4 separate regions of the Homo sapiens genome follow, and regions 2, 3 and 4 are each linked to region 1. The links are chromatin contacts, found by Hi-C or POLR2A ChIA-PET in ENCODE. All regions are on one chromosome and are shown on one strand. The core of a region is the stretch at or near the end of the contact, and the rest is flanking DNA. Distances in the headings are between cores, read along the strand shown. Region 1 holds the start of HACE1 (HECT domain and ankyrin repeat containing E3 ubiquitin protein ligase 1). Region 2 holds the start of REV3L (REV3 like, DNA directed polymerase zeta catalytic subunit). Region 3 holds the start of AMD1 (adenosylmethionine decarboxylase 1). Region 4 holds the start of CDC40 (cell division cycle 40).

The links. A loop is a pair of places that touch in the nucleus more often than their neighbours do. ChIA-PET counts read pairs that join two places held with the same protein, here RNA polymerase II (POLR2A). Pooled maps may share reads with other maps.
Region 2: a loop to region 1 is called in a map of naive thymus-derived CD4-positive, alpha-beta T cell, with 20 times the contacts of the local background. The contact joins the promoter of REV3L here to the promoter of HACE1 in region 1. A Hi-C loop is called at or near these places in 1 of 168 maps with a recorded cell type or tissue (naive thymus-derived CD4-positive, alpha-beta T cell), 1 of 37 single-sample maps with no recorded cell type and 4 of 50 pooled maps.
Region 3: a loop to region 1 is called in a map of CD8-positive, alpha-beta T cell, with 14 times the contacts of the local background. The contact joins the promoter of AMD1 here to the promoter of HACE1 in region 1. A Hi-C loop is called at or near these places in 1 of 168 maps with a recorded cell type or tissue (CD8-positive, alpha-beta T cell) and 2 of 50 pooled maps. POLR2A ChIA-PET finds 5 or more read pairs at or near these places in 1 of 52 experiments (activated T-cell).
Region 4: a loop to region 1 is called in a map of CD4-positive, alpha-beta T cell, with 6 times the contacts of the local background. The contact joins the promoter of CDC40 here to the promoter of HACE1 in region 1. A Hi-C loop is called at or near these places in 2 of 168 maps with a recorded cell type or tissue (CD4-positive, alpha-beta T cell and naive thymus-derived CD4-positive, alpha-beta T cell) and 9 of 50 pooled maps.

Annotation. Positions count from the first base shown.
Region 1 is chr6:104,858,049-104,861,714 of GRCh38, forward strand. It overlaps HACE1 (HECT domain and ankyrin repeat containing E3 ubiquitin protein ligase 1), which reads right to left and starts at 1,871. Exons shown (of 24, transcript NM_020771.4): 1 at 1,519-1,871. The coding sequence starts at 1,594. It also overlaps the pseudogene LOC100422315. RefSeq lists a silencer at 1,300-1,929 and enhancers at 1,552-2,051, 1,666-1,960.
Region 2 is chr6:111,481,245-111,484,910 of GRCh38, forward strand. It overlaps REV3L (REV3 like, DNA directed polymerase zeta catalytic subunit), which reads right to left and starts at 1,974. Exons shown (of 32, transcript NM_001372078.1): 1 at 1,506-1,974. The coding sequence starts at 1,644. It also overlaps TRAF3IP2-AS1. RefSeq lists enhancers at 861-920, 2,761-3,120 and silencers at 1,291-1,370, 1,431-1,500, 1,561-1,860, 2,031-2,260, 2,301-2,690.
Region 3 is chr6:110,873,136-110,876,801 of GRCh38, forward strand. AMD1 (adenosylmethionine decarboxylase 1) reads left to right here and starts at 1,650. Exons shown (of 9, transcript NM_001634.6): 1 at 1,650-2,080. The coding sequence starts at 1,971. RefSeq lists enhancers at 2,072-2,787, 2,788-3,502 and silencers at 2,225-2,474, 2,535-2,604, 2,635-2,824.
Region 4 is chr6:110,178,752-110,182,417 of GRCh38, forward strand. It overlaps CDC40 (cell division cycle 40), which reads left to right and starts at 1,676. Exons shown (of 15, transcript NM_015891.3): 1 at 1,676-1,882. The coding sequence starts at 1,694. It overlaps WASF1 (WASP family member 1), which reads right to left and starts at 919. Exons shown (of 11, transcript NM_003931.3): 1 at 688-919. RefSeq lists silencers at 279-598, 839-948.

The sequences.
Region 1 (3,666 bases), core at 621-3,120:
ACAATGGTAACACTGTTTATAACTGGATGGTGAAATGACATATTTTTTTCTATTTTTCTTTATTTTCCAAATTTTCTACAATGAAACTATATTACTTTTAAAACCAAGTAACATTATCAAAGTCTTCTAAATCACATTTATGTAAAAAATATCGGGATTCAAACTAGACAATATAAATTATACATGTAGTCTTCATAAAGCTATACCAATAATTCGACTACGAAAAATAAGTAAGAGTAGCACTTAAGAAATGGATTCAAAGGTGGAAGTTGGAAAGAAAATATAGAAAAAGTTGAAGCTAGAATCTAGTTACCAAAATCTGAATTCTAAATAGAGACTAGAGACCATTTTTTCAAGAAGATTATCCCCAGGCCAGGCGCGGTGGCTCACATCTGTAATCCCAACACTTTGGGGGGAGCAGGGTGCGGATCACTTGAGCCCAGGAGTTCAAGACCAGCCTGGGGAACATAGTGAGACCTCATCTCTATAAAAGAAAGGAAAGAAAATTATCGCCAAAGTACCCAATCCCACATTTCTTTCATGACCGTCTGCCAAGGTCTCCTTCCCTATCCTACAAACCACCCAGCAGCAATTCAAAGAGAGTTTTGAAAAAGTAAGATAAACTACTACAATTAAGAAAAAAGCTATTCACCAGCTACAACCTCCTCCCAACCCTTCTCTCACTTGGGCATAAAGAGCCAAAAGCTTCTTAGAAGCAGCACTGCTGTCTCCCATCACCACTAAAATGTCTGAATTCCTGACGCTGCAAACAAAACTGCTTATTTTCTCTCCTTGTTATTAGCAGAGTTTTACCTGTCCTGAGGGAACCCTGGCACGCTGAACTAAAAGTCCTGATCCTCAGGGACCATGCCTTATTCCTCTTTGCAGATGCGTCCTAGTTACCAGCTAGCCCACTCAATACTAGTCTGATGAATAAATGAAGAATGAAGGCAGGCATGCATATTAAAGAAAAATATATTGTGTTTACCCATACAGTACTTTAAGAGTACCTGTTTGATGTTTGACAACCCTTTGTTTGCCTGTTATCAAAACAAGGCAGTGCCCCACATTTTAAAAAATAACAAAAATAAAAGCCCGCCTGGCCCCCCGATGCAGCTTAAAGTAAACAGTATCTTTGGATCATCTCTATCCCCAGCTACTGTTAAATGACCCGCAATTATGATGTTTTCTGACTCCGGGTCTCGGGCCTCCGGCTGGTATTCCTGCCCCTTTGCCAAGACCCCTAATCGACAGACGTTGCGAGACCTTTGTCTCGCTCCTCCCAGCAGCGGAACCCCCACCAACCCAGTTTCCTCCCGAAAACTCCCACCTGCCGGGGTGGGAGCGTCGGGCCAGGGGAGTTCGGGGCCCGGGGCCGCCTCTCAGCTCTGGAAAGTAAAAGTGGGCGTTTTCTCAGCTTTCAGTTAGTTTTTCCACCCGACCTTGACGCGGCCGGAGCTCCTGCCCCACTGGCCGCCCCCAGCCCCGCGGCCAGCCTGGCCCCGCGACCCGGCTCACCCTCGGGCAACTCCACGGTGCGCGCGCGGCGCAGCGAGCGCGTCAGGCGGTTGAGTTGCTCCATCGCTCTCTCCATCCTCGGCGCGCCCTCCGCGATCCTCCGCGATCAGCCGCCCCACCGGCGGCCTCCGCGCCCAGAGCCCTACATCTCGCCTGGGCCCGTCCAGCAGGCGGAGACGCGGGCTTGCCCCGGCTAGAGCACTGAGCTGCGAGGGCTGCCTGGGGCCACGTCCTGCGTCCGGGGGCCGGGCTGCTGCCGGACCGACCACCTACAGTACACCCGCCGCCGCCTCTGCTCGCGCCTTTCCTGCAGCCCCCGCCGCCGCGTCCCTCCCGGGCTCGCGTGGCCTTCTGGGAACTGTAGTTTCCAGCTGGCAGAACGGAGCGCCCTGGGCGGAGTCACGTTGGGGGCGCCCAGGCCACGCCAACGCGGGCGCAGGGCTGAGTATGCGGGAAGCCACGCAGCGACTGGGCGTACTCCTAAGCTTCTGGAAAGGCATTCTCACGCCCTGCTCCTCCTACCCTCCTCCAAAGTTGTACAGGAGCAGTTTCCTCCAATTCTATAACTTTACTATAAAACAGATTAGAAATTGGCACAATTGTTCTTAAATCCGTCACCACCTTTCTAGTACTGTATTAGTGCCTTTGTTTCAGGTACCCTACATGAACTGTTTTAAGTATGGTATTTTCATATGTCAAACTTAAAGAGTAATAAAATCAAACAAATCCAAAAGCATATTGTGCTTTTGTCTTCATTGTAAATAACTTGACAATAGCTTAATTAGTTGTTTTTCCTGCCGGGCGGCTTTATGAGGGCAGGGACATTTAATCTTGAACTGTGTTGTATCCCTGTACTTAACAAGGCACCTAGCACAAAGTTAAAGCTCTGGGGAAGATATGAATGATGACAACCTGAAAAAATTTTTTCATTTATTTGGTACAATGCTAAAGTGTCTATGTGATGACACAGCCTAGTGGGAAATCCAAAGGATTTGACTTTGTAAGTTACAAAAAATTTGGATACCTACATTGTGGAAGAAATGAACTCAGTGGCGAAAAATCATATTCATAAGCTCTGCACAGAAGTTGAACACTTGAAACAACAGAAGTTGGAACTTCAAAAAATTAACCCAATCAAAGGGGTAAATGTGAGCCTGGCTAACACCAATATATCTTGGATATATTACCAGTGCCAAGATGATGCTGGAGTGAGGGAGAAACAAAAGGCTTGTCTTTTTCAGCTTCTCTTCCTCAAAGAGACAAAGCTGTTCCTGAAATGAATGGGCACATGTACGTTGATGATGTATGTTGGCTGGCCAAGTGAAAGAGAGTCTCACCTGCCCATTCAGGATATGAAGGGGCAGATGGTGGTTGGCATGTGTTTTCCCTGCCAGTGCCGTCCTAAATCAGTTCCAGCTAGTGACCATTTGTGCCAGTGGTGCCACAGGCACGGGGAAGACCTCTGTAATCTTCACCTAATCAGATGATACCTAAACCAGTCTGGCAACAAGGTGGTAGAGGTCAAAGTTTCAAAAGAATACCAGAGGCTGGGCGCAGTGGCTCATGCCTGTAATCCCAGCACTTTGTGAGGCCAAGGCAGGCGGATCACTTGAGGTCAGGAGTTTGAGACCAGCCTGGCCAACATGGTAAAACCCTGTCTCTACTAAAAATATGTATATACAAAAATTAGCCGGGCGTGGTGGTGTGCCTCTGAAATCCCAGCTACTCGGGAGGCTTAGGCAGGAGAATCGCTTGAACCCGAGAGACAGAGGCTGCAGTGAGCTGAGATCCTGCCATTGCACTCCAGCCTGGGTGACAGAGCGAGACCCTGTCTCAAAAAAAAAGGAAAGGAAGAAAGAAATACCAGACGTTATGGACCAGTCTAGCCCAGGCTCAACCATTTGCAACCTGGCTTCAACTAAAAATGTTCCAGTCTTGCTTGGCCTCTTATGCTATTCAAAAAGTCAGGATTCCCACTGCTGTACAGAAGTTGGCCCCTCAGCTTCTCTCAGCTGCTGTTATCACCATTGCTCTCTAGGCTGTTGCTCCATATAAATTACCTCCAACGTCCTGTGAGGACCAAGCCTGGAGTTTGTGGGCAGGGGTAGGAGCCCCCAGCAGCCTCCATGGTGGGCATTGCATCTCATG
Region 2 (3,666 bases), core at 724-3,223, 6.6 Mb after region 1:
CCTCTGCATCTGAAGTGAGAACAGTGCATTACACTGAAATTCCAATTGGAAACAAAGACAGCACCACTATATTTAAAAGGGCAGAAAACCTATCTTATAGAACACTTCATCGCCTCGATTTCCCAGCCTCCAAAGTTTCAAGTGTTACACTTTCAACACGTTAAAAGCACTCAAATTCCCCATCTTTCAAGGTTCATATCAAAATCATATTCACTAGTTTAAATAGGAATATGCTACCAAATCTCACAACATTGACATTTTAACAAAGAGAATTCACATTAAAAGATAACTGCTTTAAAATGAGTGCTTGTGTTTGGGAAAGCGCTATTATCTTGGTAGTCCACAGAAACTGACTGTAGTAATAAGATGAATGGTGATGAGGGCAAGGAGCATCAAGTGGGAAATGCTATCTAAAATCCCATAGGGCAATTCATAGCTAGAGGGAAGAACAACCTTTCCTAAGATGCATTATTTCCTAGAACTCCATTATTTCATGGAAGCAGTTCAAAGCATGCAAAAAAGCAAAACCATTTTAAAACACCTAGTAAACTGGGCCTCTATCTTTTTTATATTATCATAAGCCCCAGGAGTTTTTGAGAACGTACCTTCTGTCACGGCTGTCTCCCCTTCCCATCCCTTCTTCAACATAGTTGTGTTTAAAAAATATATACCTGTACTTAAAACGCAATCCTACAGCCCAGCCTAGGAGCATTTCAAAATGTCTGTGCTGCTGAGTCTGGCTGTGGTTCCTAATAAATTCACCCCATTAAGTGTGATGTTTTAGGTTGGGCAACATAAACACGCATTTCCTACTTCCATGGATGCACATTTCCTGAAAGCACTGCACCTAAGGATGCTGCCCTGTCCCCCGACGCTCAGGCACTAAACTCTAAGGAGTCACGACCTGCACTCACAGCAGAGCCACACGGTCACCCCAGTGAGAAAGATTATCTGGCCCCAAGCGCCACTCTCTCCGGCCCACTGCATCTCCGGAACTGGCAGAGGAGAGCGAGGGTGAGAAGAGACCATGGGGAGCGACTGACAACAAGGCTGACACTTCCCCGTTTCCAGAAAGCGGCACTTGGGGGACACAAGGGATGTCCCACTAGCGACCGACCTCAGAGCAGGCCCTACGAACCCGTCCACCGATGGACATGGCGCGGCCACCTGGCCCGCCGTCCGGGGCGCCCGCGGCTTTCGCTCTCCCGGCCCGCGCCCTGGAGTGCGGCTCCCGCTCCCGGCCGCCACACGCAGTCTAAACACGCGGCGCTCGCCACCTCCCTGCCCGGGGGTGGGGGCGCCGCGCAGCGCTCGCGCGGACCCACATTTTTGCGGCTCTTGTCACGCACGAGAGAAAAGGCGAGGAGGGCGGAGGGGAGGGAAGACGCGGCAGCGATCCACGGAGACGGCCGGCGCCGGTGGCGTGTGCGCGTGTGCGCGGCGGGGAGGGCGGCCCCGGCGCCCCGCCGACTCCCGCTCCCGCCCCGCGCCCGGCGCCCGCTTACCTGCCGGGGTCGCTCCGAAGACTCGCACCACCGGCACCTTCTTGACAGGGGCCTGGGTGAGGGGGGATTGGCAGGTATCCAGCCCCTGCAGCGGGCTGGCCATGTAGTAGTCTGCAGTCACTATCCTTACTGAAAACATGTTCGCCGCCGCCGCCACTGCCTCCCTTCACTGGCGACCCGGCAGCGGCAGCAGCAGCGGCGGCGGCTCCCTCCGCAGCGGCGGCGGCGCCCCCTCCCCTTCTCGGCACGGCCCCCTCCCCTCACACAGAGGCACCTCGAGGAGCGGCGGGCGGGGCGGTGTAGGCGCTGCTGCCGCCGCCTCCTCAGGAGCACCCGGCAAGGGGCCGCAGGAGAGAAGCCCTCGAGCTTTCGTCGGTGCTGGTGCTGCCGCCACTGCCGCCACCGCCGGGAATCACACGGGCTCCTCGGTCCCAGGCTGCAGCTCTTGTTGCCATGATGATGATGTCACGGACGCAACCACTGGGGGGAGGGGAGAGGGGGGTGTGTGTGGCGAAGGGAGGCTGCGAGTAGTGCGGGGGAGGGGGCTCGGCGGGAAAAGGAGCGAGAGGGCGGGCGCCCGGGCGGGACACGGAGGGCGGGGGCCGAGAAGGGGCTTTCTCCCCCTCCCCGGGCACGCGGCGAGGGAGGCGGCCGGCGGCCGGCAGCGCCCGCGCGGGATCGATGACTCGGCTGGCGGGCACGGTCACCTGGGTGAGGGGCAGCGGAAGGGGCGGCGGAGCACCGATCTCATGGATGGGCTCCGAGGGGCTTGCGGGAGGGGGGCGCCAGTGTTCGGGGCCGTTTTGGCGGCTATGCAGGATTGGCAGGAGCTGCGATGCTCACACTTGCCTCGCCGACCGCCATTTCACATCCAGCAGAGGAGGCGGGGGCAGCCGCTGAGACGGTTTTTCACAAGGTAAGAAAATCCGCCCGCGTGAGGAGGGAGGCGAGGCGCAGATCTCGTGCCGCTGCGGCCTCGCGGGAGGGAAGGGCGGGCGGGCGGCGGAACGGGCGGGGCCGGGTGCGGACGCAGCCGGCCCTTCTCAGGTAACGCCGCGGCTCCGCGCGTGGCCCGGGGGCGGTGCGAAGGGTGGGGGCGCGCGGGCGCGGGCTTCGGCCTATAAAAGGGCCGCCCTGGCGTTCCCCCTTCCCGAACGTGCCGCGCGAGCCGCGGTGCCCCCTCCTCTTTGCTGCTGCAGTGTCTGCGCCGGGCCATTTAATGAGATTTATTCACGCACGGCTCTTCTCAGCTTTGCGAGGGGTTGGCAGATCCAGTGCACAGGGATTTCCCACTACCGTGTTTTTCTCCCGCCCCCTTCCTTCCCTCTCGTCCTAATACATCCTTCGTTGGTTTCCTCGGCCCCGCAGGCTGCGTCCCGGGCACGCGCAAGTACATGTAAGGACTTGTCAGCTGCCGGTGACCTCCCTCCTCCCTCGTCGCTCCTCCCCCAGCGGAATGTAGGATTAACAGTCTTTCCGAGAAAATTTTGGCCAAAGAAAAAGGCCTGTGAAAGTCACCGCGTTAGACGTGGCCTCCTCGTGTTTTTCACTAACACGTTATGGAAGGTTTTACTACCCGAAGGCATAAAAGCACCACCGTGGGGAAGGGCCGTTTTGAATAAACAACTTTATTCAAAAATCGAGAGGGGGTGAAGCGATGCAGTTAGGGAATTTTTGTTTTAAAGAGTAGTAACATGCAGCTGGCTTGGCTATTAAATTGGAAACAAGGGGTTCCTCTCTGACTTGGCCACTGATATTGGGCGTGACCTTGGACAAATAATTTTGTTTCTTTGGGCTCAGTTTCTACATATGTAAAACGGGAAGGTTTCTCTTAAAAACTAATCCTGAAGGGTTTCTTCTCAACAAAAAGATGCAAGCTGTAGGAGGCAGAAAGCGTGGGTTCAAGTTCGAAATTTGCCCCTGAATTAGGACCCTTGACACATTTCTAACCCATCCAAGTAGAGATCGTTCTTTTACATTTGTGTGTTATACAGGTGCATTTTAGTGGTTACCAGGTTGCCACGTATTTGAAGTGGTGTGAGAGCTACTCGTTTGGAACCGTTGTGGATTTTCAAATAGGAAAATCAAAAGGCCCAAAGAGACAGCTCACTGGTAAGAAGCTGTCTATAAATTCCCTAACATATAAATGCTATAATAAGAA
Region 3 (3,666 bases), core at 400-2,899, 6.0 Mb after region 1:
GGGCAGATCACCTGAGGTCAGGAGTTCAAGACAAGCCTGGCAAACATGGTGAAACCTCGTCTCTACTAAAATACAAAAATTGGCCGGGTGTGTTGGCATGCACCTGTAATCCCAGCTACTCGGGAGGCTAAGGCAGGAGAATCGCTTGAACCCAGGAGGCAGAGGTTGCAGTGAGCCGAGATCACGCCACTGAACTCCAGCCTGGGCAACAGAGCGAGACTCCGTCTCAGACAAACAAAACAAAGCAAGAGTAGTTTATGTACCTAGCTCACAACATAGCTTCTTTCAACAGGTTTCACGGAGACACGTGAACCACGTTCTTGTAAGACAAGAGCTATTCTACAGGGTATCTAGAGTGCAAACCCAAACCATGTCTTTTTCAGTGGATTTTTCATGTTGACATCATCTTATTTCACTTTGGGGAAAGTTTTTTTCTAAGGATGATAGCGAAAAGTCCTTTTGTCTTGTGACAATAGCAATTTTTATGTCAGCTTGGGTTTTTTTCCTCCCATATTCCCAAGTAAAAGTAATAACTTTGTTACCAGTTTTGCCATCTGAGGTTAAACTGTTTGACCATGGCTTGACGACTATTTTATACTTAACACTTATAAAATATTAGACTGATAGTTATTTAAGTTACCACCAGTGATAGCTCTGGAATCCCTGTTTTATTAATTTCCAGGTAAATCCTTCTTAAGCACATGGGAAGATAGCACTGTAAATTTTGGGGGGTAAGGAGAACCTCCATCAATTAATACATCAGCTTGATAAAATTCAAAGAAAAACATGATCAAATAAGTTCAGATTATATTTAACACATTCAGTTTCTAGAAGTAGTTTTGCTGAATAAATTCCCACCAGTTGAGCTAATGGAGCAACGGAGCTGCCAGTGCTTCCCGGAGGCTGCTGTGCTCAGCCAATTCGGAGGCATGGCGAGCCACACGGTGGGAGGTGGGTAAAGCCGGGGCCCTCCAAGGCTGGGCGCCACGTTGCTTTTCTCTTCTGAAATAGGAAGACAATGCTTCTGGCTATTGTATAAACCAGCCGAGGACTGCTTTCATTCGCACATCAGCCAAGGCGTGAGCAGAATTAAAGCGCCTTCTAATTCGACCCCTGGCAACGTGCGCGTCACGGACAAATGTTTAGTTTTAACGCCTGGCTGCGTTCGCCTTGGGAAAACACACTTTTAAGAATGGCCAAGTACCTCAGCAGTCGCGGTGAACTGCACAAGATCAAAACCACCACGCCAACCCAGCGCTGGCCACCGTCCCCGCTGAACCCCGCCAACACCCCTAAGGACCCACCCATGTTTTCTGCTAATCATTTTTTTTTTCTAAACAGCTCTGCACAGCCTTTCCTCATTCCGTTCCCGCTCTCCCCACCCACTCTGCGTTCGATCCGAGGTTTCTAGTCCCCAGCTGGACATCACAGCACCAACTCCCACTCAGGAGCCGGCCAGAGCCCGAGCCGCAGCGCAGTGGGCAGCTCCCCGCGCTCTCCGCCAGGCCCTCGGCCAGCCAGCCGCCACTCGGCCGCGAGTGATTGACAGGCGGCAGCAGCTATAGGCCGTGGAGGTGGGACGATGCGTCACTTCCTGGTCTTTTGGGGGGAGCCGGGATATATAAGGGCGGTGCTCACGCAGCGCTCTCGCTTACACAGTATGGCCGGCGACATTAGCTAGCGCTCGCTCTACTCTCTCTAACGGGAAAGCAGCGGAATACAAGAGACTGAACTGTATCTGCCTCTATTTCCAAAAGACTCACGTTCAACTTTCGCTCACACAAAGCCGGGAAAATTTTATTAGTCCTTTTTTTAAAAAAAGTTAATATAAAATTATAGCAAAAAAAAAAAGGAACCTGAACTTTAGTAACACAGCTGGAACAATCCGCAGCGGCGGCGGCAGCGGCGGGAGAAGAGGTTTAATTTAGTTGATTTTCTGTGGTTGTTGGTTGTTCGCTAGTCTCACGGTGATGGAAGCTGCACATTTTTTCGAAGGGACCGAGAAGCTGCTGGAGGTTTGGTTCTCCCGGCAGCAGCCCGACGCAAACCAAGGATCTGGGGATCTTCGCACTATCCCAAGGTGGGTCCCCGGGGCGCTCGCTGACATCCGGGCCTGGGGGCTGTCGCCGCCGCCGAGGCACCAGCCACGGGTGGAGCCCGAGTTCCCTCAGCTTTCAGTTGGGGGCAAGTCTGCGGCCTGGGGTCGCTTCGGCGGCCTTGGAAGGTGCGCGGTTTGGGGGAGAGCGGCCATGTCCACGCGGGCCGGAGCCGGCTTCTCCCGCCGTGGTTGCCGCGCCTGGCATTGCCCTGGGGGAGGGGAGGAGGCCGGCGCGGCCGCGTGCTCAGGTAACGTCCCGCGCTGGGCGGCGGGCGGCGCGGCCCGGGGTGGTTTTGCGGCCCGCGCCTCCCGACATTTCCCTCCGTAGTAGTTGGCGGCAGGGGCCCCAGGTGGGGGTCGGGGGCGCCTGCGCGGGTTGCCTCCGGCAGGTGTGGCTCGGCGGGCTTAGTCAGGCGCTAATTCGGGCGTGCCGGCTTCGGGGAATGGAGGGCGGGAGCGGCGCTTGTTCTTGCCTCGGGCGCGGATAGGAGGGGCCCTCCCGGCCTTGTCTGAGGGGCTGGCGAAGAGGCCTCCCACCCGCGGCGGCCGCGGGCAGCATGTGGCGTTCGGGCGGCGGGGATTGGGCGGGAGCAGTTATGTCGCAGTGGCGGGGCCCCACCGCTCCCCTAACATGCTCTGCGCCAGAGCCTTTTCGGGGCGGCTGGGCAGACGGCGCAGTCCCCGGGGCCGCCCTCGACACGGCCGCTGAGGCCGCTGGGGGCTGCTCCCCAATCTCTTGACCTTGGGTTGTGTAACCTGCTACGGAGCCGGCGGAGCGGGGCGGGAGAGGTGCGGGTGGAGGGAGGCCCGCCTGCCCCAGGACATAATGCCTCTAATGCCTTAAGCTTGAGCAAAGGAATCTGGGGCCCACTCCCACTGCGGGCCGTCACGCGAGAGATACTTGGGCTGACCGCGCCGAAGAGGCGTTTTAGTTGGTATTGCTGTGGAAATCCATGCTTATATAAAAGCCCAGAGATCCCGTGGATGCTTAGGCCTTGTTCCTGGCGGCGGTCGCACCGGTGGCCACCAATGGCCTTCCTAGGCCCTGCCACCGGATCCCTGGCTCCTCTGCGCACGAGTGCGGCTAGGGTGGCGGTGCAGCGGAGTAACTGGCGTGGCCAGCTTCATTGAGAGGCGGCGACCAATGGGCTCCTGGGCCGCACTCAGAGCCTGGCCCCAGGGTGTGGACCAATGGGCGTTTTAGGAGTGTTAGCTGTTCTTGGAGCTGTCCCTTGACAAAAAGCAACTGGAAAAGGGAATCCAGGCAGACACGTGCTACCGAGACTTTAAGGCACGACGGGAAACCCGGTTTCTAGCAGTGTATCTTGAACGATTCCATTGTAGAAAAAAATACTAGTCATAGCTAAAATGTCACACGTCTCATTTTTTTCAAGCTTCGTGTGACACTTAAAATGTCTATAGCGCTTACTACGTGCCAGGCTCACGTGAGATTATAGGAAGCGGACTTTGGTCATGGAGAAGCTTAGTATTTCCTTCATTTCACAGATGAGAAAGATGGTATTTGTGATAGACGTTTGGTAAAACGATTGTGATCAGGATAATTAACC
Region 4 (3,666 bases), core at 426-2,925, 5.3 Mb after region 1:
GGGGAAAAGAAAAATGGGAAAGGTGCAATGGATGCTGCATAGTTGAATAATTATCTGGGTGGCACAATGGGCGAGTCCTGCCGACATGAGCGCTGAGTGAGCGGCTCCGTAACTCTGCCCAAGGCAGCCCCCATGAACAGGCACCAGAAGCGACAGCACCGCTTCGCCTCCCCTTCCAACGAAGAAAAGGATGCCCGCACTCGCTTTACCGTTATGTTTTCAGACACCGACTCGCGGAGCAAACACGCAAACGCACGAGCTCGCTTTACCGAGCCTCGCGCACGTAGGGCGAGCAGGGGATTCTCTGTCGCCCGGGGCTACCGCCTCCCCCGGAAAGAGGCACGGGGCGGACCGCGGGCGCGGGTGGGCAGGGAAGCCCGGGCGGTGGCACCTCAGGTGACACCCACAGTCTCTCCAGCGAGAGCAGCCCCGGGGCGGTCCCTGCAGCCAAGCCCCAGGCGCGCCCGCCGCCGTCTCCCTCGGCACCCAGCCCCGCTGGCGGGTGGGCGGTGGGCGCTCGGAAAACCCGCGGATGGGGGTGGGGGCCGGGGCGGGGAAGGCGCGCCCATCCATCCCCGTCACCTTTGCGGGCCACACACCACTCGGTCTGCTCCGGCCAGTAAGGAAGAGTTCCTCTCCCAACACCCCCTCCCCGAAAAAAGCAATTCCTCAGGGACTCGCGCTCACCGTGAAATCTTGGGGGCTCACGCCTTACCCCTTCTTCATGCTTCGGCAGCGGTCGCCGGTCCCCCTCGGCTCGCGGGACTCCGCCTAGAGCCCCCAGGAGGGTCGGGCTCTGGGGCGGAACCCGCTCAGGGCAGCGGCCCAGGCGCCAGGCCACAGGGAACGCCGCCTGGGGCGCCAACCCGCCGCCGGACCCACCGTGTGCTCGACGCGCGAGTGAACAACACCGCGAGCTGCCGTTCCCCCCGCCCCCTCCCCGCGCGAGACGCTCCACAACCGGGCGCAGGGACCCGCGCCAGAAGCAGGGGGGACCGCGAGACTCTTTCCGCCTATGGTCCCATCCTTGCCCCCCGCCCCAGGAGCTATTCCTGGCCAGTCAGAGGTCTCAAAACTTCAGATTCTCACTTTCCTCTTCAGCCTCCAGTGCCCAGGTGCAGCCGAGGTGGGAAATCCAGCCTCCGCCCACTCCCCCATTAGTGGGGCCGAAGCTCGCTCTTCCCCCCTTTCCTGAGGTTCTGTGGTATTGCCCAATCCTCAGTTTGGGGGAGGGGGACGAAGAGAACACTGCTTGGCTAGGGAATGAGGGAAGATGATAGCCAATTGAATGGAACATCCATTCGGGGGCGGGGTCAAAGGGGGACACGCCCCCGTTCCGCCCCCTCGTTGCAAACTACACTTCCCATTGTGCCCTCTCGCGCTTCCTGCCGCGCTGCACGCTGGGAGTGCAGGACCGCGAGGCCTCAAGGTATTTTGGAACTCATATTCTTTAGTCAACTAGGTCCTAAATGTTATAAACTATTATAATTCTCCCTTTTTCCCTAGATAAACTTTTTTAAGCTCTCAGCTCGACAGTAGTTATTCTAATAATAATTAGCTTATTGTTTCAAAATGTAAGACATTATTTCTTAGCAAAGAAAGTTAATGATGTGTTCCATTGCAATCTGTCAGGACCTGGGAGCCTCTTCTTCTTCCGCCCTGGCAGGGTCTCCGCAGAAGATTTGTTGCCGTCATGTCGGCTGCGATTGCAGCTCTGGCCGCTTCCTATGGTTCGGGTTCAGGGTCCGAATCGGACTCGGACAGTGAGAGCAGTCGGTGTCCGCTGCCAGCCGCCGACTCCCTCATGCACTTGACTAAATCGCCTTCATCAAAGCCGTCTCTAGCAGTGGCAGTGGACTCGGCTCCGGAGGTGGCAGTTAAGGTAAGCACTTTTGCTACTAATGCAGTGTGGGAATTGTTGGCTTCAGCTCCAGAACTGCCAGCCGCTTGTTAGGTACCGGGTTACCTCTTTCTCAGTGCTCAGAGATAAGTTGCTAACGTTTGAATTTCTTCTCCTTCCCACATGCATCCTCGGGAGAGGCAGAATTGGAAGTTCGGAATAGCCCTCCGATGCTCTCTGCCCTTGCCTCCCGCCATCAGAAAGCAAGTGGAAGGAGGGGATGAAATTTGAATTTGTGGATTAGGGACATAGCCTGGAAAGTGCAGGTGTAATCTCGGAACATAAGTGAAATTAGATCAGGACTTCCCAAACTAGAGTATTGTGTGAGCAGTGGCCTCGATTTGTCTTATTTTTGAAGAACTAGGTTCTAATCCTGGCACCACCACTTGTGTGAACTTGGACAAGTTATGCAGCCTCCTTTCTTTCCTCACCTGTACAGTGGAGATCATTTTCAAAACATCTGTCTACATGAAAAGATGAGTGTGAAAATTGAGTGAAATTACACAAATAAAGCATATAGCACAGAGCCAACTAGTGAGAGTGCAGTAAATGTTTTATGATTGTGTGTGTTAATACAGTGAGAAAAAGGCCTTGGATTTGAGAAACAGCTGCATGATCTCAATGGAGGAAGCTGATTAATAAGGCAAGAGTTTCCAGGCAGAGGTGACAGGCAAGCCTGAGAACGCAAAGAGCCTAGTGGGTTTGAAGAACTGAGGAAAAGCTGATGTGTCTGGAGCCTGATGAGAGCATCTACCAATTGGTAGTGTAGGCCCAGTAGAGCCCGAGGTAGGTGATCAGCTCAAGATGTGAAGAGGGGAGGCGGTGTCCAAAAATTCCTTTGTATCATGTCCCCAAGTCTAGTTTAATGACTTAAGAAGTGTTTTACAGGTTTTTAACAAGCTGTATGTGAATTTTACTTTTTAAAAATGGACATCTGTCATGAAAGAATGCTTAGAATCCTCCTAACTTCCTATCAAAACAAAACTTTCCAAACTTAAGCCCCTCCAGTAACCTCCTGAGTCTTCTCCTTTCACAGCTCAGCTTTTTGGAGCTCTCTTTTTGTCTTCGTCTCATTTTCTCCTCAACCCAATGCAGTCTGGCCCTATCCTCTTGGGAAACTACTGTCTGTGAGTGATGTCCCAGGCCTTCCAGTTGTCAAGTTCAGCCATCTGACTTAAATGTCTGCATCAAATGACACTGTTCATTAGTTCCTCTTTCTTGAAACTTTCTCTCCGTTTCGCTTCCATGGGGCTCTACTCAGCATTCTGTTCCAATTATTTTACTCTCCCTTTTCAATACTGGTGTTTCCCAGGACTCTGCTCTTAGTCCTCTTTGCATTCCACATATTCTCCCATACCTTCAACCTCAGGCTGTGCTGCTTCTAGCTCAAGGTGAACACCGTGAAATGGTTAGCACAGGCTCTGGAATTAAGACTGTAATTCAAATCCTGCCTCCAGCACTTACCCACCTGGGGACCTTGGATAAGTTACTTAAATGCTCTGTACCTAATTTTTGCTGATCTGTAAAGTAGGAATAACAGTAGTACCTATCTAACAGAATTATAATAATTGTCATAAAAGATGTAAAGCCCTTTTAACAGTGCCACACACAATGAACACTAATTAAATGCTTGCTATCCTTTTATTTCCAGTTCTATCCTCCTTGCTAGCTTACGATCTTGAGAGGTATATAAAAATCTCCCACAGTAATTGTACATTTGTCTTTTGCAGGTTGGCGCTCAGCCACCTCCAATTCAGTGTGTCGAA